6 separate regions of the Homo sapiens genome follow, and regions 1, 3, 4, 5 and 6 are each linked to region 2. Evidence: chromatin loops called from intact Hi-C (ENCODE). Cell type or tissue: gastrocnemius medialis. All regions are shown on one strand.

Region 1 (4,000 bases), 83 kb after region 2:
TAGCATAATTATGCTGCATTTGATATTTTGTGGGTAAAAGCATTTAATTTGTAAATATGTAAGTTTCTAAATTACTTTAATGTTTATAAGCCTGTCTTAGTCATTCTCCATTTTTAAGTTAAACCAAGTCTATCAAAAATACAAGGTAGTCTTGGTCTCTCTCCTGTGCTCAAATAACTTGGCCTAATTATGTGGTTGGCTTTACAGACAACTGAAAAACCGTGTATAAAGATTATGCATTTACTTTTTTACAGAAAGTTGAATTGTATGTCTCTTACACTACTCTTGCCATACTCCATCTCTCTCATCACCCTTCCCAAGTCTAACTAGCAAAAAGTTAAGTTACATAAAGTAATATTTTAAAGCTAGTGGGTCTGTGCATTCTAAATACACAAGACACTGGAATGGCCTATCAGTTCCTCTTCTCCCTCCCCATCCCCCACTTTTATTTTACTCTTTTGAGAATCAGTGAGGCCACACTTACTGAGTGTTACTGAGGCTTTTCAGGCCACTTGAATATCTACATCATAGCAATATTGCACCTCAAAGAAACTGTTCTCAGCATAGATGGGAAAAAAATCACTCACTTGAGCAAATGATCGGACAAAATTGTACAAAAACATTTTTAAAACTGCTAGGGTTTGAACATTTATCCCCTCTAAAACCCACATGGAAATTTAATTCCCAATGTGGCAGTATTGACAGGTGGAAATTTTAAGTTGATTGGGTTATAAGGGCTCTGCCATCCTTAATGGATTAATCTATGTATGGATTAATGGGTTCATGGATTAATGGGTTATCACTGGAGTGGGACTGGTGGCTTTATAAAAAGAGGAAGAGAGACCTGAGCTAGCATGCTCAGCCGCCTCACCATGTGATGCCCTGCACCACCTGGGGACTCTGTAGAGAGTCCTAGCAGCAAGAAGGCTCTCGCCAGGTGCAGCCCCTAGATCTTGGACTTCTTGGCCTCCATAATTATAAGAAATAAATTCATTTTCTTTATAATTTACCTAGTTTCAGGTATTCTGTTATAAGCAACAGAAAGTGGAAGAAAATACAAACAGTTGCAAGCATAGATAGTAGTGGAAAGATATATCTTTGTGGTGAATATTTCCCCAATTCAATTCTCAATGACTTCACAATGTGAATGGGTGCTGTGTACTTCAGCTTCCGTGTTTAATGTGCTTATTTGTAAGATGTAAATCATATATACCTCATGGGAGTTGTTCGCAAAATTCAATAAAAATAACCTGTTTACCAAGCAGAGCCCCTACCATGCAGAAGATACTAAATCAGTTATTTTCCTCTCGTCCTCCTTAAAAATTAGTTTCAAAATCCATTTCAAATATTCAAAGCTACTTGTAGACTCCAAAATCTACATTTAAATCAAGAAAACACGGTAAAAAGGTGGTCAATAATGCTGACCCTTAATGAAAGTACCACACTGTTTTGAGAGTATAGATCCCCTCTTCATGGATTTTGTGTCTCATAGCTTCTTATTGCAAGTAAACAAGAGCCTTTTGTGGTAATCTCTCCCACGTGAGCAATGGGAACAGATTGTTTTCAATCTAACACAAACAAGAAATTGCTTAAGTAAAGGTAGTGACTGTATGAATCATAAACCACTTTCTCAGATAACAGCCATTATGTAAGTCTGTGGATAAATTTGACAATTTTTATTTCATTGCCTTTTGACAGCCCTTTAGAAGGGTTTAAGAGAACAAGATCTGACTACAGCTTTCAAAAATTCATCACTGAATATTTGTTACCCTTGCTCCCTGTGATAGCTGAAGAACTAAGATAATGCCCTTCAAATGGAGATAAATTACAATCTTTCAAAAGATTATCACGGGCTTAATCGAGTTTGCTCCAGCAGCTGAACAGCCTGTGACCTTGTTAGTTACACAACAAACATATCTGTTACTTTATGTTTCTATAGGTAGCGGGGTAGAACCTTTAAACTACATGTTTTCTGTATATAAAATGACAGATTTTTTTAGATAAAACAGAAGATGTTTTATTTTAAAAGAATATACCAAGCTACTTCATATATTTAGTGTAATTTTTTAATGATTTGTGTTGAAATAACTTCAGAATTACCAAAAAGTTGAGAAAATAATATAAAGACTATATGGATACCTCTCACTCAGATTCCTCAAATGTTAAAATTTTATAGATGTGTAGTGTGATTTAAAAGAGGACGATGATTCCTGATTCAGAAACAGGAGTCTTGTATAATTCTGTGATAACATATTATATGTCTAATAAAGGCATAGGGATTTCACATTGAAAATAATTTAGGAGAATGTTAGAGAATCCACATTCTCAATTTCTTTGAAAGAAATCAACTGACAACTTTTACATATAAATGTAACTAACTGCAGGTGTATGAACACATCCCAGCATATGGTCCAGTTTATGAAAACTACAATACTACATCTTGGGAAATTAAAGTACTTTTATCCTGAATATAATGTTACAAATAGCATGGAAATCAGCACTTCGGGTGTTCCAGGATGTCAGCACATCAGCAGTTATACCAGAGTGCCAGCCTTCAACAGAAGGGAGGGAGAGTTTGAATGGAATTAATTATTAAATGGTAACATTTAATCCTAGATCCTTATTATGAGTGCCAAGAGAAAACATCTGTGGGTGCTTAGAACAGACAGATTTGGAGCATCCATACAGATTCTGCTAGGTTTGATGAAACCTCCCAGGGAACAAGGTGATTTGGGAAGCTAAACATTTATTCTCCCACTTACACTCATAACCTCTCTGGAAATAGATGAGTCCGTGGTACCAAGAATGACTTTATGACTTACCCCATGTGGCAGAGAAGAAAAGGAAAGGCGCTTCCTTTCCACTTTTGCCGTGTCAGGGCTATTTGAAACGAGTTCAGTGTCCATGGAAGAAAACTAAATATCACTGTATTGGACAATCTAGCAGCAGCTGCCATCTGTATGACAATATCCATTTATTCTGTTCCCTGCCACCTCTTGCATCTCTGTTGCAGTGTTCTTTTGTAAGTGTTCCTGACATTTTGTTTATCTTTCTTTTAAACATTCTGCCAAGATTATGTCTGAAAATGAGGGGAAAAAAAACCCTCCATTTTTCACTTGCTAAATCTGTTACAAGGGAAACAATTCAGTGCCATTCTCAAAATACTAAGGAGCTTTCAAGATACTGAAAATTCTCCAGTAAGTTGCCAAGCAAAATCAGGGCTAGAGTATAAATGTGAAAGGGACAAATAAGTTCTCATACATGATGCTAGTTGGATGGGATCAAACTCTTAATGGATGGCCTATTCTCTCCATTGTTTAAACGGCAGGCTTAAATAAAAACACATTTTCCCTCTTAGCCTCATAAGTAGACACATATATATAAACACTTTCTATACTTCTTAATGAAAGAGAGTCCTTTCTGAGGTACCTGAAGAAATTTAAAAATTTAGTATTAAAATTATTTTGATTCACAAATCATAATTGTGCACATTTATGGGGTACAATGTGATGTTTTGATATATGTACACAACATGGCATGATTAAATCAAACTGATTCACATATCCATCATCTACCTTCCCTATCATTTTTTATGGTGAGACGTATGAAATTTACTCTCCTAGTTATTATTAACTAGAGTCACCCTGCTGTGCAATAGATCTCAAAACCTAACTTCCCTGTCTCTCTGAAACTTTGTACCCTTTAATTAACAATTCCACATTTCCTCCATTCCCATCCTTTTACCCCACCCCAGCCGCTGGTAACCATAGTTCAACTTTATTGGATCCCACATATAAGTGAGATCATACAGTATTTGTCTTTCTGTGCCTGGCTTATTTCACTTAGCATAATGTCCTCTAGATTCATCCATGTTGTTGCAAATGACAGGATATCCCCCCCCCTTTTTTTTTAAGGCTGAGTAGTATTTCATTGTGTGTATATACCACATTTTCCTTATCCATTCATCCACTGATGGACACTAGGTCATTTCCATATCCTG
Region 2 (4,000 bases):
TTAATTCATTTAAAAGAAATGACCTATTCTAGGTTTCCATCTGAACAATCAGAAGCCTCCCTTCTCCCAAACAAGAACGTCATTAATGAATATTCAACGGAAAGTATTACTTCATTGTCAGCTCTAATTGCTAGTTTTACCTTATTAGTAGAAGCTTTTCTGTGGCTGAGCCTGACATACATTTGTTTGCACACTGTTATTAGTCAAGACTCAGTGAAGTCTTGTAATTAACACCTCCACATTATCTCATGCAGTGAAAGCAAAGACAAAACCAGATGACTCACTTTGTTTCAGCTTTGCTCTTGTTTTCTGATACAGAAGCACTTAAGGAGAAGTGTAAGCTCATCAGAATGCCATATGGAGCCAACAGAAACCATAAAAGGGTTTTCAGGAAGCAGTGCATGGAAGTTCATTAAGTGAACAACACTATAATCAACATCCTGATTTGAAACTCTTACCGGCTACTAGTAAATTGTGCAGGTACATTACCTGCATCACACTCAGCGCCATCCAGGTCGCTGATGAAGGATCCATGTCCCCAAGAAGCAGGGGAGATAACATATTCTCCGTAAACATAATGAAGTTAATGATTCACATGACAGTTAAATAGCTTTCAGAAATCTTATCAGTTTAGAGATAAAGCAGACCAAGGCAATAAGTGTGTTTTAATCATTCCTACTATTGAAAACACTGTGACTAAAAGCTGGCTTCCAGCAGCCTATAAATGATATTTCCGTAGAAAATGGGGGAGGAGGAGTGGAGGAAATGTCAACAGTTCATATTTTAGTTTTATATTTGGGAAGAGCTCTTTCTCCAAATGTCTCTGTTAAAAATAATTTCTAGCAAAAGAGATTTGAGAAAGCAAGATATCACATTTTTTCCTTTTATAAACTTAGCCTAATTGTCTTATTTTTATTTTTAAATGCAAAAATAAAACACCAAACCTTAAAAGAAATACCATTATCTGAAATTTTAACAATTAAATATACAAAATCTGTCACAGTTTAAAAGAAATAATTGCTTACTTCCTGCTTGCAAGTGTTTCTTTCCTAAAATAATATACACAAGGAGAGAATCAGCTACAATAGGAAAGAGGAATAATATATATGTAATGGTATAATGACCTTCCAATTAGCAAGAACAGTATTCCCAAAGCAATGAAGAATCTGGGCATTAAATTAAAATCATTATTATACAGAATTTGCACGGCTTGAATGGTCAGATTGCAAATCTTATTTACAAGTGGAAACAGGCCAAAAATGTTATGGACCTCTATATACACGAAATTTCCAGTATTACAAAAGTAATCCATCAGAAAGTAACAATCAGGCCGGGAGCGGTGGCTCGCGCCTGTAATCCCAGCACTTTAGGAGGCCGAGATGGGCGGATCGTGAGGTCAGGATATCGAGACCATCCTGGCTAACACAGTGAAACCCCATCTCTACTAAAAATACAAAAAAAAATTAGCCAGGCGTGGTGGCGGGCGCCTGTAGTCCCAGCTACTCAGGAGGCTGAAGCAGGAGAATGGCGTGAACCCGGGAGGCAGAGCTTGCAGTGAGCCGAGATCACGCTACTGCACTCCAACCTGGGCGACAGAGCGAGACTCCGTCTCAAAAAAAAAAGAGTAAGTAACAATCAAAAAGAATGCCTACAAGTTGCCCGACTCTTCTGGAAACATCCTGGTGGGCTTGTAACTAACTGATCATGTCATAAGGAAATCACCCTTTCTTACAGGCATTTTACTTTGTCACCTTTATCATCCAAGTCACAACTCTGTGCAATATTGGTCTATCGTTCTGTGCCAGCACACAAGCTGGTTTATTTTTTTATTTATTTATTTTCATTTATTTTCACGACAGGGTCTCCCTCTGTTGCCCAGGCTGGAGTGCAGCGGCGTGTTCACACCTCACTGTAGCCTCCCACGCTCAAGAGATTCTCCCACCTCAGCCTTCCTAGTACCTGGGACTACAGGTGCCCGCCGCCAAGCCTGGCTAATTTTTGTATTTTTTAATACAGACGGGTTTCACCGTGTTGCTCAGGCTGGTCTCGAACTCCTGAGCTCAGGGATCTGCCCGCCTAGGCCTCCCCAAGTGCTGGGATTACAGACATGAGCCACTGAGCCTGGCCAACAGGCCAGTTTAAATGACTGAGTCACAAATGTTACTACACAGTTGCAATTTGGGAAAATTATTAAATTGGGCAACTTCATGGTAGAGATCCCAGGTATTCTATCCCAACCCCAGCAGTAACTTTCCGTAAAAACCAGCACAGGTTTCAGCAGACAGAACTTTGGCCAGCTCTGTATTTTGCCTCTGCCTAAAAATACTACCATTAAAGCATTTTCACATTTGTGCCACTGTGCATGTTTTGGCTTCAGGTGCCTACTTTGCCCTGTTGGTCCAGTGCTAGCCCTGAGGCTTAGGTTTCTGGCAAATCTATTGCACCAGAAGAGAACAGTCTGAAAATAGAAACATGGACTGTTTTGTCGCCATTGAATGGAAAGGCTAATAATAGCATTGCTTCATTGTTTGGCACTGACTCAAGGCTACCACAGCCAAGGAGCAGCGCGCCCTGCTGCAGTAACCAAATCATAAAGTTTCTCCAGGGAATGGTGCAGCTTTTCAGAACATGTTTTATATTCTGGGATTGCTCAGGAAGGAACTAGTTCAGAAGCCGTTTTGACATAAGTGTGGTTTGTTTCCAATTTAAAGGGAGGGGGAGGGGCTGGAGAGCCAAGCCAGGAGGTCAGTTGCAGAAGGGATGCAAAAATGTCGTTAAGGAGTTCCTGACAGGTGGTGATAGGGCTGTGGCAGTGCAGCCCGAGGCCTGGCAGGGAGTTTGTCCCTGTCAGGTTCTCAGTGTGCTCTCAGGGCTGCCTTCACACTCCTATTATGTTTATTTCTGTTGAACTTAAAGAGTGACCTTTTCAAAACTGCAGTGCATTGTTGACCCACATGCATTTTTGAGACCTAATTTTCCTGAATGCCTTCCTTGTTCCTGCATAAGAGAACTTTGTTAGAGAAAATGGGAAGAGGCTGAGGATAAAGAACACTGGAATGGAAATCTTTCAGGCATTGAATTCTGCCTGCTATTAATAATTTAGAAGTGTTTTTAATGCCCTGATATGGAAGGAAGGTTTTTTGACACCAAAGGCATCTAAATATTAATTTCAGAGGAATTGGTTGTTACAAGCAGTTAACATCCATTTTGTTAGTTGACCTCCCAAGGAAGGTTAATGCACTAAAATCTGGTCATTAAGTATAGTAACAAATGTTTTTTCAGGGAGGTTATTACTATCATAAACTCTAATCCATGGTTCACAGGCAGCAGCCTCTAGTGCAGTGCTCTGACTAATGAAGAATTAACTATTTCTGAGCAGTTAATAAAGATTTTTTTCCTCACCAATCAACATACTCTACATGATCCTTATAATTACTAAAAGCATTAAGCCCCTGGTATGAGTGCCCACATGTCAGACGGGAATTCTACTCTGAGTAAATGACAAATGGCAAACCTAATCCCATTTCACTTAATTTTTTCTAACATGTTCACTGAAATAAGAAATAATGGAATTCCTAAGTATTAGAAAAAGATGGTTCAGTCCAAAGCATTTGTTAAATGAGTATTGATGAGGTCTTTAGTCATATTTTATTGTGATGGAAGATTTTATACTCCAGTTCAGTTCTTGTTAGAATCAAGAAGTTAATTGGCTCCAAACAGGGGTTTTTACTTGCTTGTTTTGTTTTTCCTTTATTAAGAAGTGCACTCATCCACAACAACACAGGAGAGAAAGACTTGTGTGAGGAACACTAATATCTGCCTCATAACAATAAGAGGGAAAAGGTACAACCTAACCTTTCTAAAAAGCCTTGGGGCAGTGTTTTGCTTTTCAATGGAAAGGTCGTCCAGAATTAATTAAAGTCACTTTCCTGCTGAGGAGCAAGCATTTGACTTTACTTTGAAGGCTCAAAGAAAGTTGCTCATACTGATTTCTTAGAGA
Region 3 (4,000 bases), 49 kb before region 2:
TGAAATCCCATCTCTACTTAAAATACAAAAAAAGTAGCTGAGCATAGTGGCGGGCGCCTGTAGTCCCAGCTACTCGGGAGGCTGAGGCAGGAGAATGGCGTGAACCCAGGAGGCGGAGCTTGCAGTGAGCCGAGATCACGCCACTGCACTCCAGCCTGGGTGACCGAGCGAGACTCCGTCTCAGAAAAAAAAAAAGATTTTATTCTACTAGATGCCAAAAACCTGTGTTAAGTATGGCTCAAAGTACTGCCTTACCTCATACTAGAGGAATATTAAATATTCTTGATTTGTTCCTTTAGTAGCTGGCTATGATTTGTGAATGGTATGTCATTTAGATTTGGTTTTAAGCAACATAAACCAATTCTGACTTAAGCAAAAAGAGAATCTTATAGATCATAGGGAACAAATAACAAAATTAAAGGTAAGTTTCTGAGTAGCTAAGTTCTGGAGCTCCAGGAGCATGATCCAATAGCCACTCTCTTATAGGATGCCACTGCTGGGGTGAATCATAACTGCAATATCCAAACTTCCTCTAGAAAGAGTCAGATTAGCAAAACTTCACTGAGGTGCCCATTTGATTAACAATTTTACCAACACTGCACATGATGGGGAAGTGATTGTTTTTCAAAGAAAGTATGGGATGTTGCTGGAAAAACAAACGGGACACTGGACAGGAGAAAGCAATAGATCTCCACCAGGAGCAACCACCTGAATACCGACTTTGAAAAGCTGAGAGTATTAATATTAGCACTGACAATAGAAAAATATGACCTTGCCTTTCTTTCCCACAAATCCCCTCCACAGAGATCGTCTACCTCTGAATACATTGTAAGAAAACCCAGAAATAAGGATGATATGTAATGGCAATGAGCATGTGCCTAGCTAGCTGCATTTAAATATTGGTTCAGTATTTGCTGACTTTGAAGGATTTGCCTGCCTTTTTCCTGATTGGGTACTGCTGCCACTGCTATTTTGTCACCTTTCTGAATTTCGGTATGATCTTCATTATTCATCTGCCCACAGACCTTCTCACCAGCTCAGGTGTCTCAACAATGCCAGACCCACATCAAAGGTTACTTAGCTTTAGTGTCCAGTGAATCAGCCAACTTAGTAAATGTGGAAATAAGCAGATTACCTGAGGTCAGGAATTCGAGACTTGCCTGGCCAACATGGTGAAACCCCATCTGTACTAAAAATACAAAAATCAACCAGGCGTGGTGGCAGGCGCCTGTAATCCCAGCTACTCCGGAGGCTGAGGCAGGAGAATTGCTTGAACCCGGGAGGTGGAGGTTGCAATGAGCCAAGATCACACCATTGCACTCCAGCCTGGGTGATAACAGTGAAACTCCATTTCAAAAATTAAATAAATAAATAAACTCCAACCTGACTATCCTCTAATCTCTGATGTCCAGGCCCTGTAACCTTAGCTATCATCATGAGACATCATGTTGGTCTTACTATATAAATCTCAGCAAAAACATTGTTATGATGCAATCAAGAAAAGTCTAGGTACAAACTAAGCAGCCTTTCAACTATGTTTGGGCATTCTGAAGGCTAGCCTGTTTTTCAAATGGCTCTCTTAAAGACCAAATGGGGAAAAGCCAAGAGCTCCGGGCAATACTTCAAAAGTCAACAGCTGCTGTGCACTCCCAGGCAATCCCAATTTGCCACTTGGCTGCTTGCTGATGAGCTGCTTGTATGAGTATTTGATAGCACCATAGTGTATTTCCCAGTTCACCCATTGACTTGTCAAGCTTTGGGCAGGTATCTGGTATCCCAGAAGTTTGGCTTCCCTGCAAAACAGCTTGTTATAAGGGAAAGAGTATTTGATTGGAAGTCAAGAGTCCAGTTTCAGGTCTGAACTGCTCCTAATTACATACATAGTATCGGGCAAGTCACTAAATGTCTTTGGGCCTTGGCTTTTGGAGTTTTGTTGTTATTAACATTTTATAATGTGACTTTCAAATGTACAAAGGTAGAAAGAATAGAATAGCTCATTCGATTACTTATTGTCTAGTTTCAACAATTATCAACTTGTGGTCAATTTTTATTATGCTGTAACTCAACTTCTGGGTTATTATAAAATAAGTCACAGTTCATATCATTATATCCATAAATATTTCATAGTATATTACTGAAAGATTAGGACTACTTTGCTTTTAAAAAGCCAAAATAACATTAAATACTAAAAAATTAACAATAATTATTATTTTCACATATCCAGTGTTGAAATTTCCCTGTCAAATTTTCAAAATACTTTTTGAATAAAATCTAAAAGATGTCCGTAACATTTAATTGTTAAAAATGTCTCTTAAGACTCCTGTAAACTATAGATTCCCTCTTTCTCTTCTGCTCTCACTCTCTCTTATTCTTTCTTCACCCCTTCCCCTCTTCTCTCCTTCAGTTCATTTGAGGAGAAGAGCCTAGGTCATTTGTCAATAGAGTTTCTCAGTCTGGACTTTTCTAATTGCTTCCTTGTAATGATATTGAATATATTCCTCTGTCTCTTGTACTTTCTATAGTTAGATCTAGAAGCTTGATCATTTCAGGTATTAAATTTTTGTAAGAATGCTTCTTAGGTGGTATTGTGTACTTCCGTTATGATGCATTTAATGTCTAGTTATTTCTCCTTTTGAGTTGTTAGCTGCCATTGATAATCATTGTCTAGATCCATTATTTTCATTAGTGGAAACCTCTTCAATTAGGCTACTTAGTCCCTGCAACATGACCCCTAAAGTCTTCAATAACTTTCTTCATTTCTGGAATGATAAAATCTTTGTACAGTTCCCCAAATCTGCATTTTTCCAAGGAATCCTGCTTTAGACATGGTTTTTACATATTCAAAATGAGAATTTATTTCTAATTTTCCTTATTAAAAATTGTGAATATATGCAAAAGTAAAGAAAATGGCATAATGAACTACTTATTATCTATGCATCACCCAGCTTCAACAATTAAAACCTCAAGTAAATTTTGTTTTATCTATATTCACAGCTACTTTTCATCCACCACTGTACCATTTCCCACTGAATTATTTCATGCGAATCTCAGATATCATATTATTTCATCTCAAGATATTTTGATGTATATCTGAAAGATCAGTACCATTTTCTTTAAATATAACCACAATTCCATTATCATACCTAGATAAATTAACAGTTCCTTAATATCATCAAATATCCAAGACAGTATTCAAATTTTCCTGATATTTGTTAAACGAAGTAAGTCTTTAGACCTGTAGAATTTCCACGATCTAGATTTTGTTAATTGCATATTCACAGTGTTGCTTAACATGCTCCTCTGTCCCTAGTTTAATTATACAGCTCTCAGCAACACTAATTCTTATGATGCAATCAAGAAAGTTAGTAGTTAGATCTGGAGTTCAATCAGATTCAGGATTTTTTCTTTTTTTTTTTTTCTACAATAACACTTGTTAGATGGTATGTACTTGAATTAGGAGGCCATAGTATCTGGCTATCTCTGTTTTGTAAAATTAGCAGTCATTAATCATCAATGCCTAGGCCTATGTTTGTATTATGAGTTGCAAAACAGTAATGCTGTAGTTATATCATTTCTTCTTCACTTCTTAACTAAATGTGTTTATAAAGAAAAATGTCCCGGGCCGGGTGCAGTGGCTTGTGCCTGTAATCCCAGCGCTTTGAGAGGCTGAGGAGAGAGGATCGCTCTCAGCACTTTGAGAGGCTGAGGAGAGAGAATTTAGGAGTTTGAGACCAGCTGAGGCAACATGGCAAAACACTTTCTCTAAAAAAAAATTAAAAATTAGCTGGACATGGTGGCGCGTGCCTGTAGTCGCAGCTACTTGGGAGGCCGAGGTGGGAGGATTGCTTGAGCCCAGGGGGCAGAGGTTGCAGACAAGATTGAGCCACTGCACTCCCATTGTGGGTGACAGAGTGAGACCTGTCTTTAAGAAAAAAGAAAGAGAAGTGCCCCTTTGCTAACTACTGGATTGCCCTGAGGTACAAGTCATTTTGGAAAGACA
Region 4 (4,000 bases), 260 kb after region 2:
GCAACATACTGAGAGCCCATCTCATTAAAAAAAAATAGGAAAAAGACAGTGAGCAGGAGGTGGGGAGAATGCCAACATGGTCATTATCCTTGCCTGGATGAAAGGCTGTTGAGTGGATGATGGGTGGACTGCATCTGCAGGGTATCAGGAGGCTCAGCCAGGACCAAGGTATTCAAAGACAAATTTAGTTTAACACAAGGAACAACTTTTTAACAAGATGGCTGGAAAATAGGCAATCCTGGGGGAGTGCTGGTGAAATCTTCTATCAGTGATGAAGCTGGAGAGAAAAAGGACACACACACACGCACACAAAGTCCTGAGGGTGTTGCACCAACAGTGCAGTTGGCTTCCTGGTCTTATAGCTATTGCGCCCTTGGAACTTTGGCCCATCATGGTTCTTTACGCCTCTTACTATCTTGCAAGCTTTAGGCTTCTACTCCTATTGCCAGTTCTTTGGAACTTCCATATTTCTCATTCAGATTCCCAACATAAGTCCCTGTTGGGCTGGCTGCCTTTGCTCCAGGTGCCCATCACTGGTCCAGTCAGATGGGGGCAGGGTTAGGATCACTGGTCTAGGTGGGGGCACCATGAACATGAAATCCAGGGTCTAGCCTGACGTGATAGCATAAGGGGCCTACTGTAAAAATGCAGGTAATAGACAAAACTATACTTCCACTTGTGCATCACAGTGTATGCCTGTGTCTCTTCTGTTCTTTTCATGCACAGACTCTTGAAGTACAGAGTTTGGATGGAGCTCCAAGTAAAACATGGTTGATTCCATAGCACTAAATAGGCACCTAATGTGTACCCTGTAGACACACACAATAAGTGTTTGTTGGGCTTGACATCTTCCTGGAAACCCTTTACAAAGGACATAACAGAACACTGACTGAAATCCTTATGAGGTCTCAGGCTTTTTTGGCTTGAGGAAGTAACAGGCTCAGGTTATATAATAAAGACCTTGTTCTTATTAAATGTTCTGTAGGTAATAGGCCTTTGGGGGCAGCATCTTAGACAAAGTGTTAACAGTACAAAGAAGAAAGCTGTGTGTGGTCAGCACACTCTCAAACCATCCATTGTACTCTTCAGCTGTATTCTTACTTTATTAGTAATAAGCCTCAGATGAAATGTTACAGGGCATTAGCTCTCTGACAAAGGCCAGGCCCAGTCCATGGGTGGAAAGGGAAGAATAATAAACCTGGTAGAATACTTGAATATAAAGATGAAAAGTACCTGTATAGAACGTCCCCAACACCTAGCTCACTGGCTAGATGTTTGAATAAATGTGCGTGAAAAGAAACTAATCTTTCTGGAATAAGTGTACACTTATTTCCAATTCACATGTGAGAAATAGAACTTTATGCCCAGATTTATAAAATACAAATTTGCACTTTTAAAGAACTAATTTTCATCATGGGCATTTATGCCTTCAGTAAGTGTAGTCTGCTTTATGTGACTGTGGGTTATAAAATGTTCAAGATTTTGAGATTTCAGCAAAATGATAAATCATTTACAAGTTTTAGAACCTAAACACCGCCTTTATACTTGGCCCTTCACAATGGGGTGTTGTCTAAACATAGACCTTCTTACAAAGAAACAGTACACTGTGTAGTTTATATGAGAAACATTCCTTAAGCCTTCATTCCAATATAGAGTGGCAGATTTGGCTGTGTAAACATGTGCCTGTATATATTCGGATGTGAATTGTGGGCAGATTTAAACACTCTGTGGCATTGTGAAGCGGCTCGTACATATAAAGAAAGATAGACACAAGCACACATATTTAATTAGCACTGCTTGATGGAGACTGTTCAAAATCTCCTTGGGTGTAAAGCATTTGTTTTGAGCATTTTAAATACGGAGTGCTTCTGGAAAAATAAGGGTTACTTATTTAGGCCCTTTGAGGTTGAAAATGGATTTTTCTTTCCAGGACTTGATTCCTTCCGAGTGCAAATAACAACGGCATCACTTGTACTTCGATAAGAGGTCTGCTTGTGTGGCTTCCAGAAAGAGCAGCAGGAGATGTGAATAATTTTACAGTGAGGAAGTTGCAACTGCAGATTAGCCTTTGTGACAGCTTCAACCTGTGGCCCCAGATAACCAGTGATTAATTGCCTGCCCTGGGTCCCTTCCTTTTTTCAGACTCCAGGTTTCCCTTGAGCCTGTATTGAGACGGTGAATTTCGTTCTGAGGGTTCTGCGTGGGCCGGCGTGTTGTGTGGAGCCGCGTGGCGCGGGGAGCGCAGCACGGTCACGCAGACCGAAGCTTTCACTGCACGGCCGGACTCGTTAGTGCGAATGAGCCTGTGTCCCGCGTGCACCGAGGGAGCCGAGCAGCGCAGGCGGCCCTCTAGCCCCGCACGGCCAGCGCGCCGTGGGGGATGCGTCCCTTTGCCTCCGCCACGCTCACCTCTACCCGACCGCTGCCTCTGTGCTCCGGGCGGCCGCCTCGGCCCAGCCAATCAGACGCGAGTGCTCGCAGCGGGCGCCGGCCAATCCGCGGCCAGCGTTCTCTGGAAACGCGAAACCCTTAGGGGAAAAGCAATAACAAAAGCCTTTCACTGCAGACAAATGTTAAGTGTCTGTGCAGACTTTTCCTGTTTTTAATTTTATTACTGCAAGAATGGAAGGTTTGTTGTTTCTTTCATGTTTCCTTTCAAGCAATTTTAATTATATATTTGTGCTACATCAGGGACTCTGGAACGCAGTGATTCAGCCTATTGGATCTAAAGCTAAAATGCAGTAACCTTCTGGCAGTACAGATATATTCCTGCACTGTAAATATAGCTGACATGCTAAAGAATTTTAAGCAGCTGCAAAGGTCTTTGACACCACACACAGTGCCCCAGAGAGAAGATGATGAGAAAACCAGCTCAGTCTTCCCCTTTGCCTCCTCTCCCACCCCCTCCCCTTTCCTGAAGGGATGTGTTCATAAAGAATCCTTTCCTCCAATTGTTCTGTCTTGTGCAGATTTTGACCAAATGCCTAATTACCATGGATTCTCATCGCAATAGGAAATTTTATACACAATGGTTTTAAAAAAATTTCCTGAGGGAATTTCATTGGAATCAGCTATGATTTGAGGAAATACTTGCTTTGCTCCATCCTAGCCTTTCCCCTGCTAGCCTATTGCTACAGTACACTGAATTAACACAGAGTAAATAATTCAGCTGTTGCCTAAGTAATAGCAACATAGACCATATGGGAAACAATTTTAAAATCTCCTTTTGAGACTTTGGAAAGAAATCGTTCTCCATTACTTGAGTCCCAACCATTGAAATATTTTACCTGCTGTTAAAAGGTTCCCAAGGAAATGAGTCTTACCTTGTCAGGTTTCCCTTACTGTAAAGGAGCCCACTACAGGTTTTCTGTAAAATTCACAATGGCAATGGTAATGCAAGTGAGCAAACTAGCTAGAAACAGATTTTGACTAATGTCTTCTGGTGCTTCCAAGAAAGAGTAGGGGTAGATGCAGAAAAGAAAACAAAGGCTCAGTTAAATATTTTATTTCTTTACCCTAATAATTTATGTATGTCTCAAAATCAAGGTTCTATTAAAATATGCTTTAAAGAAGTGATTTTTGTAATTTGGCATTTGTCCTCTCAGAAATAAAGAGGATATTATATTTTCTCTGTGACATTTGGTATACTAAGCACACTTAAGTTTAGTAATTCACAGATGCAGTGCTAAATTAAATTGTCTGTCTGAAAAGCAGTTGGAAAAAGCAGAATGGCTTGCAGGAAACGAGTGTGTTAGTTTTGAGATTTCTTTTCTAATCCTCTGAGGCAAATGCGTACCAAAGTTGACTCCAAAGATAACCCCAAGAGTAAATCTATTGTGCACATTTGTTTTCTTAAGAGGGCTATTTTAGGAGTCCTTAATATGAAACAAAACCAAACACTGAAACAGATACGGTACCCAGGCTGATTACTGTCTCACAAAGTCAAAGAGGGGAGGATTAGGGAAGTGAAATCGTAGTTGATTGTCTGCTATCTGGACTC
Region 5 (4,000 bases), 580 kb before region 2:
CTCCTTCATTGTTATTATTAGTTAACTTCGAGTCTAGTTTTGGTGCAACACGAGAATTCAACTTTTCTGAGTTTTTAAGTAATATTTTAGTGGTAAAATTGGGATAATGACTATTTTCTTCACTCTGTTTTAAATCAGAATATTTTTATGTTTGGCCATATTTTACATGTTTTTTTTTTCATCACTTAATTTTGAATTATCTTTTGAAATTTTTTTCCAACTCTTCAACTTTCTCTATCCAGTTTAAGATCACTATATTTAATACTCCCTAATGTCTATAGTACTTGGATAAGCAAGATAAATAAAATCAAGGGCATAGCATTGGAATGTGAATTGCATTATGCATTGAGAATGATTCAGGATCTGACAAGCCAGATGAATACTAAAGCAGCAACAGAAATACTTTCCACTGGTATGTTCACAAATTCAGAAGACCACATCACATGCACCGAAGGCCACATTTTATGCCAGTCTGTTAAACTCTAAATGCAAGCTTTTAACATAAAAATGAAACAGGGAGTTACATGACTATGTAACCATATAATTTCTTCTTTTGTGTGGGTGCTTTTGTTTTTGTTTTGCGTTTAACCCAGTGAGTTATTACTAGTTTAATACCTTCTGTTGGGATAAAAGAAACAAAAAGGAGAAAGGACAGGTTAGCCTCTTAACACAGTCCCCAAAAAAGGACAAAAATGGAGCATCTTTCATCTTTCATGGTTATTATTTGTGAGACTATAATTAGATCCTCCAGAATAATCATTATAATTCATATACTACATATAAGTCACTCACTCTTTTATGACATAAAACATAATGGTCCTTTCTATATCTATGTAAATAAACCTCCCCCACCCTGTATCTTTAAGAATCAGTGTGACATAGCTCCAAAATTAGATACTCCATTAAATTGATGAGTAAATAAATTATAAAGATCAGCAATCCTTTCTAATTTATATGCTACTTAAAGGTGTTATAATGCAAAACTTGCTTGTAACATTTCCAGGCATTCCACTCATCTAAATTAAATACAATGCACATATTTGATGGATAGATTTGCTATTTATATTTATATATCAATGACTGCTTCCTTTACAAATGGCTAAACCACCCTCAAGTAAAGCAAACACAGAAAATGCATGATTATTCCACATTTTCAGCGAACCTATGGATGCATTTGATTTTATACACATTGGCAGAGTGCAGCCCTTATGTCTTGGAATAGGAAATTCACAAGCCGCCAAAGAGGAAGAGACAGCTCTCATTTTTTGTCTTTAAATACACTCTGTGTCTTTTCTTTGCGATTCATCCAGGCTTTTGCTTCTTATTTGTATTTTGTTTGTTCCTCTGTGAGTTGGAGGTTTTGTTTTTGTTTTCAATACTAAAGGGATGTCCATAAAAGGTCATATTACCATTGAAAATACTTAAGCTCTGTTTTTCCCCTTTCAGAACAATATATCACTTCATTTGCCTAAATTCACTCAGCTTTTGTGGGTTTTCACATGTGTTACTTGAGAATGTTGGCAGATCTGGAATTTTATGAGGAGAACTGCCCTAGAGGTTGCTTTTTTTCAAATCTTATGGAGAAGTTTCTCTCCACAGCTCTCCAGGCTCAGGTCACAAGCTTTCTTTGCAGCATGTCAGGAGGCAATTAGAGCATTTGTTCAGGCTGGAATGCCCTCTTCTCTCAGAGGCTGCTCTTACTGAATTTGTTGGGCTTTTAATGTAATGTTGAAATCTGTTCCTGCTTGACTCCTACAGCTGGTTTTGATCAGGCTCCTCTAAAGAGGAAGTTTCAATTAGCACAGCTCCAAATGTGCTCGGGAGGTATATTTTATGACTACTCAACTAACAGCACTCTTTGTTCCTAGTGGTGTGTGACTCCTTAACAAACACAGCCATTCGTGTGAGTCACGGAGTGACTTTATAGCAAGGCTAGGCTTTGCCAAAACCAGAAGAATGAGACAGCCAAATTGAATTAGTGGTTGAAACACATTAATTTATGCTAGATAAATGTTATTGTGGTCCCGTGGGCAAGTACTCAGGTCATAGGCTTTATGAACTATTTGCAGCAAGAGGGCTTGGTGGCAGTAAATCAGCTCTAGAGCAGGACTTTGCAGAGGACTTACAGCCACTTACTCTCCTGTTTCCTTAAATTGCCTCTGCCATTTTCCCCTCCTTCCACTGAGATAGCTCACCATTTCGTACACAGTTTGTGATATTTAACATATAAGCAGTTGGATTAATGATTTGTGTAGGCTTCGCTTGACTCTGGTTGAGATGTGGCCATCTATTATGCCTGTGGCCCTCGCCACAGGCAGCTGTGTGTTTATCATTCCAGACTACAGATCTCAGTGGGTACAGAGCTCTGGCTCAGCACCAGCTTTCGGAGTCCGTGCAGCTGTGCCGTAAATGGAAACCTTGATGCCTCAAACACAGCACACACAACCAAGTCCTGACAAGGCTGTTTCTCTTCTGGGAAGGAATTAGATCCACTTAAGGCTGGATTATTTCTAGAGTAAGAAAAGTAGAAATAAGTGTTTTCTGGCTGCAAATTGTGGCAAGTGAGAGATGATGCCAAGAAAGAATTATGCATAAATGATAGTGTTTAAACTTGTTTTTATGTGTTTAAATGTGTATCTGCCAAAAATCTGACAAGGCCTTCCTGTTGGCATTTTTTCAGAGAGAGACCACTCACACACCAAGCATTTTCTTAATAAAGAAATAATTGTAAATCACTAGCGTCTAGGCAGGTGATAACCAGTTGACCTTAAACATGATCTCTTGCAAAACCCGGGGAAAACAACGGGCTGGGTAAAGAGTGATGAATCACTGCCTCCCTCCCTCCAAACCACCAAAAATGCCAGAGCATCAGTCAAGTCCCTGGAAATTTAGTGCCATGAATAAGGGGCTAAGCTTCAGACTTACTTCTAGGTTTAAACACTCATGGAACCCTTCTTGGCTTGGCAATCTTGAGCAAATGGCTACTCTCTGTCTGTGTCCTCACATATGAAATGGAGATAGTGGTAATATCTACTTTTGCAGGGCTCTTTTTAAGATTAAAGAAGTTCATGAACGTAAGCCATTAACAAAGGGAATGAGGAACAAGGTTAGCCCTCAACAAACAATAGCTTGCGTTAATTATTGGTATTGCTGTTGTTACTGCTGTGGATCCAAAAGAAGGCCTTCTTTACCTTTTATTTTAATTCCCCAGTGGCTAGTGGAAGGAGCTGCTGGTGCAGTAGAGGTTACCTTTTCCTGGTATAATCTCTCCTTGTAGATGGAAGAATACCCAAGAGCCACTCACCATATTCTGTTCAGCCCGTTGACCTTGACCTGCCTAACCCTTTAGGCTTACACTGCTCTGATGTTTGCTTTTTATGTTTGAAGACAGCTGCTATGACATTTATCATAAATATTTAGCATACAGCAGAAAGGCTTGACACATGTCAGGTTCTCATCACATTTCTCCTGAATTCAATTTTGTGTTAATGAATGCCTATGTATGTGCTTAAAGCTCTATGTTTAGACTTTGGGATAAAACTTCCCCCAAATTCAGCACAATTTCCTAAGATTAGATAAATGATATCTTTTCCAGATTTAGAAAAAAAATGCTGTGTACCCTTTAATCCTGGAAAAACAAAAAGGAAAATAAATACAATCTAGCCTCGGGCCCTTTAAGTTTTCTGAATTAGTTGAATCCTACGTATGTTGCTCCAGCTCAGTTCTCAACTAAAACCCATTAAACTGTTCGGATTTAATGTATCTGTTGCTATGCATTCATTACCTGGTTACTTGGTTGATTTAAATTTTTAAAAAACACACAAATTTAGTCAAAACTTTTTAATCCATCTATGTGTATAAGCACATTAAAATATGTTTTTGTTCTGCTTCCCATTTTAAATTAGAGTTCCTTAAGAGCAGGTCCTGTGTCTTCTCAAACTCCAAAAAGTGTCTATAGCACCTTTTACAACATGTACCTACTGAATGTTAAATACAAAAT
Region 6 (4,000 bases), 370 kb after region 2:
ACTGAACAGTATTCTTAGAAATCTGACATATGGCACATGAAGGCAAGCTTGGAAGCTGGGCAGAAAAATTGTCCCCATCCTGGCATTTTATCTTGCCATGTGCAACCTATGGGAAAGGTGGAGCTTGATGACATAGAATCAATATGCCTTTTCCATGTTTATGGGGATTGCATCCCGTTTTCTGACTTCCCAAGTAAGCTTAGTTCGTGCTGATAACATAATGGCAGCCATTTTTGCCCACCATCACCACTGAGGTGTGGTAGATTAAGAAGGGTATAATGGAATAGAAAGTGAAGGAGGCAGAGAAGAGAACAGGGGTGTGGAAGGGAAAGAAGAAATAGATAAATAAATGTGGAAAAGGTCTGGTGTAAAGAATTAAAGGGTCCTGGAGAGTTCTCGAGCTAATCTGGCAGCAGTAATGGCCTGGCTTCTGAGGTTAATTGAAAGTTGATGGAGTTGCTGAACTAGAAAATTTCCAGAATTATGAATGTTTTTTCTTGTTTGTGTAGATCCAGGACAGCATGGAATTTATATCTTTTTTCTGTGTAAAATAATTGCCATATCAGCAAAAAGACTCATTTATTAAAATCTTGCTATGGTGAATTGTTTGACAAACTGTTGGTTTCTGCTCTGGTGTTTTCTATAAAGAACAAAAGTGACTCAGTGCTCCACATTCTTTGATTATCTTAACATAAGCCTAGTGCGACATGGTCGAGTTCAACACCATGACTGTATTAGACACGGGCAGGCAAATTCACTGGCCATAAAATAGTAGTGGGGGTTTCTCTGTAGGTAAAAACAGTGGTAATTGTATCCATCACAGAGGGCAGAAAGTGATTGTACACAGGGGTCAGGAGAGCAATCTGCCAGCCCAAACCTCATGGCAGCACTGGACGGTGCGTTCATTTTAAGCCTGCTTCCCCTCCTTTGAAGCCGGAAGTTATTGGCTACTGCCGGAGGCCTGTTATGACCATGTGAGGATCAAAAGCCCGACTAGGGGTGGGAAATCCTTTGTTCCTGGCTCTCTCATAATAGTTTTTTCCTTTTCTTTGACTGAGAGAAGCAAGTCAAATAGGATTATCCTAATGGAACAGAAGTGTTTTATATAAAAAGTTCAAAAAAGAAATCCAAACAAATGCCAATGTCTTTCATTTACTGAATACTGTTTTATTACAGAGCCAAAATGGAAAATATGTTGGTGGCCAGAGGGCCATTTTCTGAGGCTCTAAAGAAACTATCCTTTCTCAAATTATGACTGATTAACAAGCAAATGTAATGGTCTTTTTAACCACAGTAAATAAGTAAAACAAATGTTTTTTCCCAAACTCAAAGTCTTTAAAAATACAGACTTCCAAGACTGGCCTCTTCTCAAATTACTTTACTACAACTCCAACTTGTTTCAATTGTTGAAAAACTGAAAACCATATGCCCTAAAATGAAAATATACACTTAAGTGATACCTTCAGGGTATAATAAAGTACAATATAGGTGCAAAAAGCACAATGCAGTGGTTAAAAATATACAAGCACAACGGCAAAGTAATAAAATAACATGATTATAGTTATTTTCTGGGCACCATTGTTTTAGAGAGGAACCATCTCCCACTTAAATAACACTAACTTCCTGATCATAAGGCATTTGCTGACATGGATTCTGAGCACGAGATCATTTCCCAACAACTCTCTTTTGTCTGCTTGGTTATGAAGAATGCTTTGGTGGGGACAGGAAGTTCCAATGAATGTGTGAGGTTCATTTTTGGAAAAACGAGCAGTTATTCTTAGAAATCTGACATCTGACACATGAGGGCAAGCTTGGAAGCTGGGCAGAACAAATGTCGCCATCCTGGCATTTTATCTTGCTATGTACAACCTATCTTGGCTGTGTCAAAACAAAGGACAGACCCAGGAGTGTTGTGGGTATAGGTAGGCTTTCTTCAGCAAGGGGCTCGGCAACGTGCTTTGGTGAAAATCCTGGAGGTGTGGGTAGGCTTTCTTCAGCAAGGGGCTCGGCAATGTGCTTTGGTGAAAATCCTGGAGAGAGTTTGGCTATCTCTTGAGCTGCCTCCAGAGAGCAGGTTTATAAAGAAGGTACTATTTATTTATTTATGTGAGATGGAGTCTGGCTGTGTCGCCCAGGCTGGAGTGCAGTGGTATGATCTCAGCTCACTGCAACCTCTGCCCCTTGGGTTCAAGTGATTCTCTTGCCTCAGCCTCCCGAGTAGCTGGGATCACAGGCACACACCACCATGCCCGGCTGGCTAATTTTTTTGTATTTTAGTAGAGATGGGGTTTTGCCGTGTTGACCAGGCTGGTCTCAACCTCCTGATCTCAGGTGATCTACCTCCCAAAGTGCTGGGATTACAGGTGTGAGCCACCATGCCTGGCCTAATTTACTCTTGCCATTAAAATTTATTGGCTGGGTGTGGTGGTGGCTCATGCCTGTAATCCCAGCACTTCGGGAGGCTGAGGTGGGCAGATCACGAGGTCAGGAGATCGAAACCATCCTGGCTAACACGGTGAAACCGCGTCTCTGCTAAAAATACAAAAAATTAGCTGGGTGCGGTGGCAGGCACCTGTAGTCCCCACTACTCGGGAGGCTGAGGCAGGAGAATGGCTTGAACCGGGGAGGTGGAGCTTGCAGTGAGCCAAGATAGCGCCACTGCACTCCAGCCTGGGCGACAGAGAGAGATTCTGTCTCAAAAAAAAAAAAAAGAAAATTTATCTGGGTAGCTGGCTGCCAGTTTCTGTTTTTTCAGCAATTTAGGTAGAAAGTGAGGAATGGGTGGATTGCTAGATGGATATATGGAGTAAGATAAATCCTACCATTTTTTTTCCCAACCTCCATGCCATTTTAGTATTGGTAACACCAGGGTAAAATGATGAGCTACAACAGCCTGGAAATGGGAAAGGTATGCAGGCATTTGGGCATGGACAGTGGTGCCCTGCTTTGGCCTTGATGCTGTGGTTTATGGATTAATTTTGTAATTAACGTATAATACATAATGTATAGGCTATTTAGTATATTGTGAAAACGAGTGGTAGGGAGAGAACACGAAAGTGTGCCAGGTCATGAGGGAGATTTTTGTGTGTGTTTGAAGTGGCCTCCCTTGAGGCAGGTGGTGAAGCAAGACCAGAACAAATGGGAGGGTGGAGAGGCAGGGTGAGCTAAGGTTTCCCTGTAGAGAAGGCAGCTCAGTCTAGAAGAGAAATCTTAAGGCAGAGGATGAACTCAAGGGCCTATAGGACCCAATGCTAATGGGGGTAAGTGCCAGAGGCCTGGAGGTAAACTGGATGTGAATTGCAGAATACATGAAGGCCAAAGTGAGCAGCCCTGCTACTTGCAGCTCTGGACTCATGCTACAACACCAGAAAGCAGGCTAATGCTGCCAAAGAGAAGCTGGGAATACCGATTTTTTTATATGAATCTGCAGGTTTAAAAAAAATGGCAATTGGTTAGATTTTTTCTTAAACATTGCAAAAGCTGATTCAAGCTGTAGTGTTAAGTTTTGCTTTTGATTGCCAGTAAGACCTCTGTTTTGGTGTCTTAGTCCCAAAATGCTCACAGTCAGGTGATACGGGAGCAAGGCAGGAACACATCCCAGGTAGAAGTATCAGAAGGGGAAAAGACACAGGGGTAGAAAATAGCCTTGGGTAGGACTGGGGCACAAAGCCAGGATGTGAGCCAGTGATGATGGAGACAGCCAAAGGAGGGGAGCTAGATTGAAGGAGGATGGGCCCAAGTTACAGTAATCATGGGATCAAGATTTACAAGGGGGTGGGCGCGGTGGCTGACGCTTGTAATCCCAGCACCTTGGGAGGCCGAGACGGGTGGATCACCTGAGGTCAGGAGTTCGAGACCAGTCTGGCCTACATAGTGAAACCCCGTCTCTACTAAAAATACAAAAAATTAACCAGGTGTGGTGGTGTGAACCTGTAATCCCAGCTACTTGGGAGGCTGAGGCAGGAGAATCATTTGAATCCAGGAGGTGGAGGTTGCAGTG

Evidence for each region. A loop is a pair of places that touch in the nucleus more often than their neighbours do. Peaks named below come from ENCODE experiments on the same cell type or tissue, not always from the same donor. Only the 100,000 strongest peaks of a DNase experiment are listed, where the experiment ranks them.
Region 1: it touches region 2 in a loop (2.9-fold over the local background); 3 of 110 quality-filtered maps call a loop at or near these places.
Region 3: it touches region 2 in a loop (4-fold over the local background); 5 of 110 quality-filtered maps call a loop at or near these places.
Region 4: a loop joins it to region 2, with 4 times the contacts of the local background. A loop is called at or near these places in 30 of 110 quality-filtered maps.
Region 5: a loop joins it to region 2, with 10 times the contacts of the local background. A loop is called at or near these places in 7 of 110 quality-filtered maps.
Region 6: it touches region 2 in a loop (2.0-fold over the local background); 3 of 110 quality-filtered maps call a loop at or near these places.

What each region holds. Positions count from the first base shown.
Region 1 is chr5:124,822,587-124,826,586 of GRCh38, reverse strand. No RefSeq gene overlaps it. Among named protein-coding and RNA genes, the nearest start is that of ZNF608, 78 kb to the right of the region's middle. In gastrocnemius medialis, no CTCF peak of the experiment used is centred here; a DNase peak (open chromatin) is centred at 1,546; H3K27ac peaks cover 709 bases.
Region 2 is chr5:124,905,366-124,909,365 of GRCh38, reverse strand. No RefSeq gene overlaps it. Among named protein-coding and RNA genes, the nearest start is that of ZNF608, 160 kb to the right of the region's middle. RefSeq lists an enhancer at 2,275-3,059. In gastrocnemius medialis, no CTCF peak of the experiment used is centred here; DNase peaks (open chromatin) are centred at 2,095, 2,445 and 2,805; H3K4me3 peaks cover 249 bases; H3K27ac peaks cover 2,482 bases.
Region 3 is chr5:124,954,317-124,958,316 of GRCh38, reverse strand. The region is part of intron 3 of LOC107986391 (a long non-coding RNA gene); the gene reads right to left. Among named protein-coding and RNA genes, the nearest start is that of ZNF608, 210 kb to the right of the region's middle. In gastrocnemius medialis, no CTCF peak of the experiment used is centred here; a DNase peak (open chromatin) is centred at 1,636; H3K27ac peaks cover 1,378 bases.
Region 4 is chr5:124,650,229-124,654,228 of GRCh38, reverse strand. The region is part of intron 3 of ZNF608 (zinc finger protein 608); the gene reads left to right. Among named protein-coding and RNA genes, the nearest start is that of ZNF608, 94 kb to the left of the region's middle. RefSeq lists an enhancer at 2,146-2,195. In gastrocnemius medialis, no CTCF peak of the experiment used is centred here; a DNase peak (open chromatin) is centred at 2,448; H3K4me3 peaks cover 2,113 bases; H3K27ac peaks cover 4,000 bases.
Region 5 is chr5:125,483,221-125,487,220 of GRCh38, reverse strand. All of the region lies in intron 8 of LOC124901056 (a long non-coding RNA gene), which reads left to right. Among named protein-coding and RNA genes, the nearest start is that of LINC02240, 8.0 kb to the left of the region's middle. In gastrocnemius medialis, no CTCF peak of the experiment used is centred here; DNase peaks (open chromatin) are centred at 1,880, 2,370 and 2,810; H3K4me3 peaks cover 838 bases; H3K27ac peaks cover 2,417 bases.
Region 6 is chr5:124,534,286-124,538,285 of GRCh38, reverse strand. No RefSeq gene overlaps it. Among named protein-coding and RNA genes, the nearest start is that of LINC01170, 98 kb to the right of the region's middle. In gastrocnemius medialis, no CTCF peak of the experiment used is centred here; a DNase peak (open chromatin) is centred at 1,885; H3K27ac peaks cover 2,328 bases.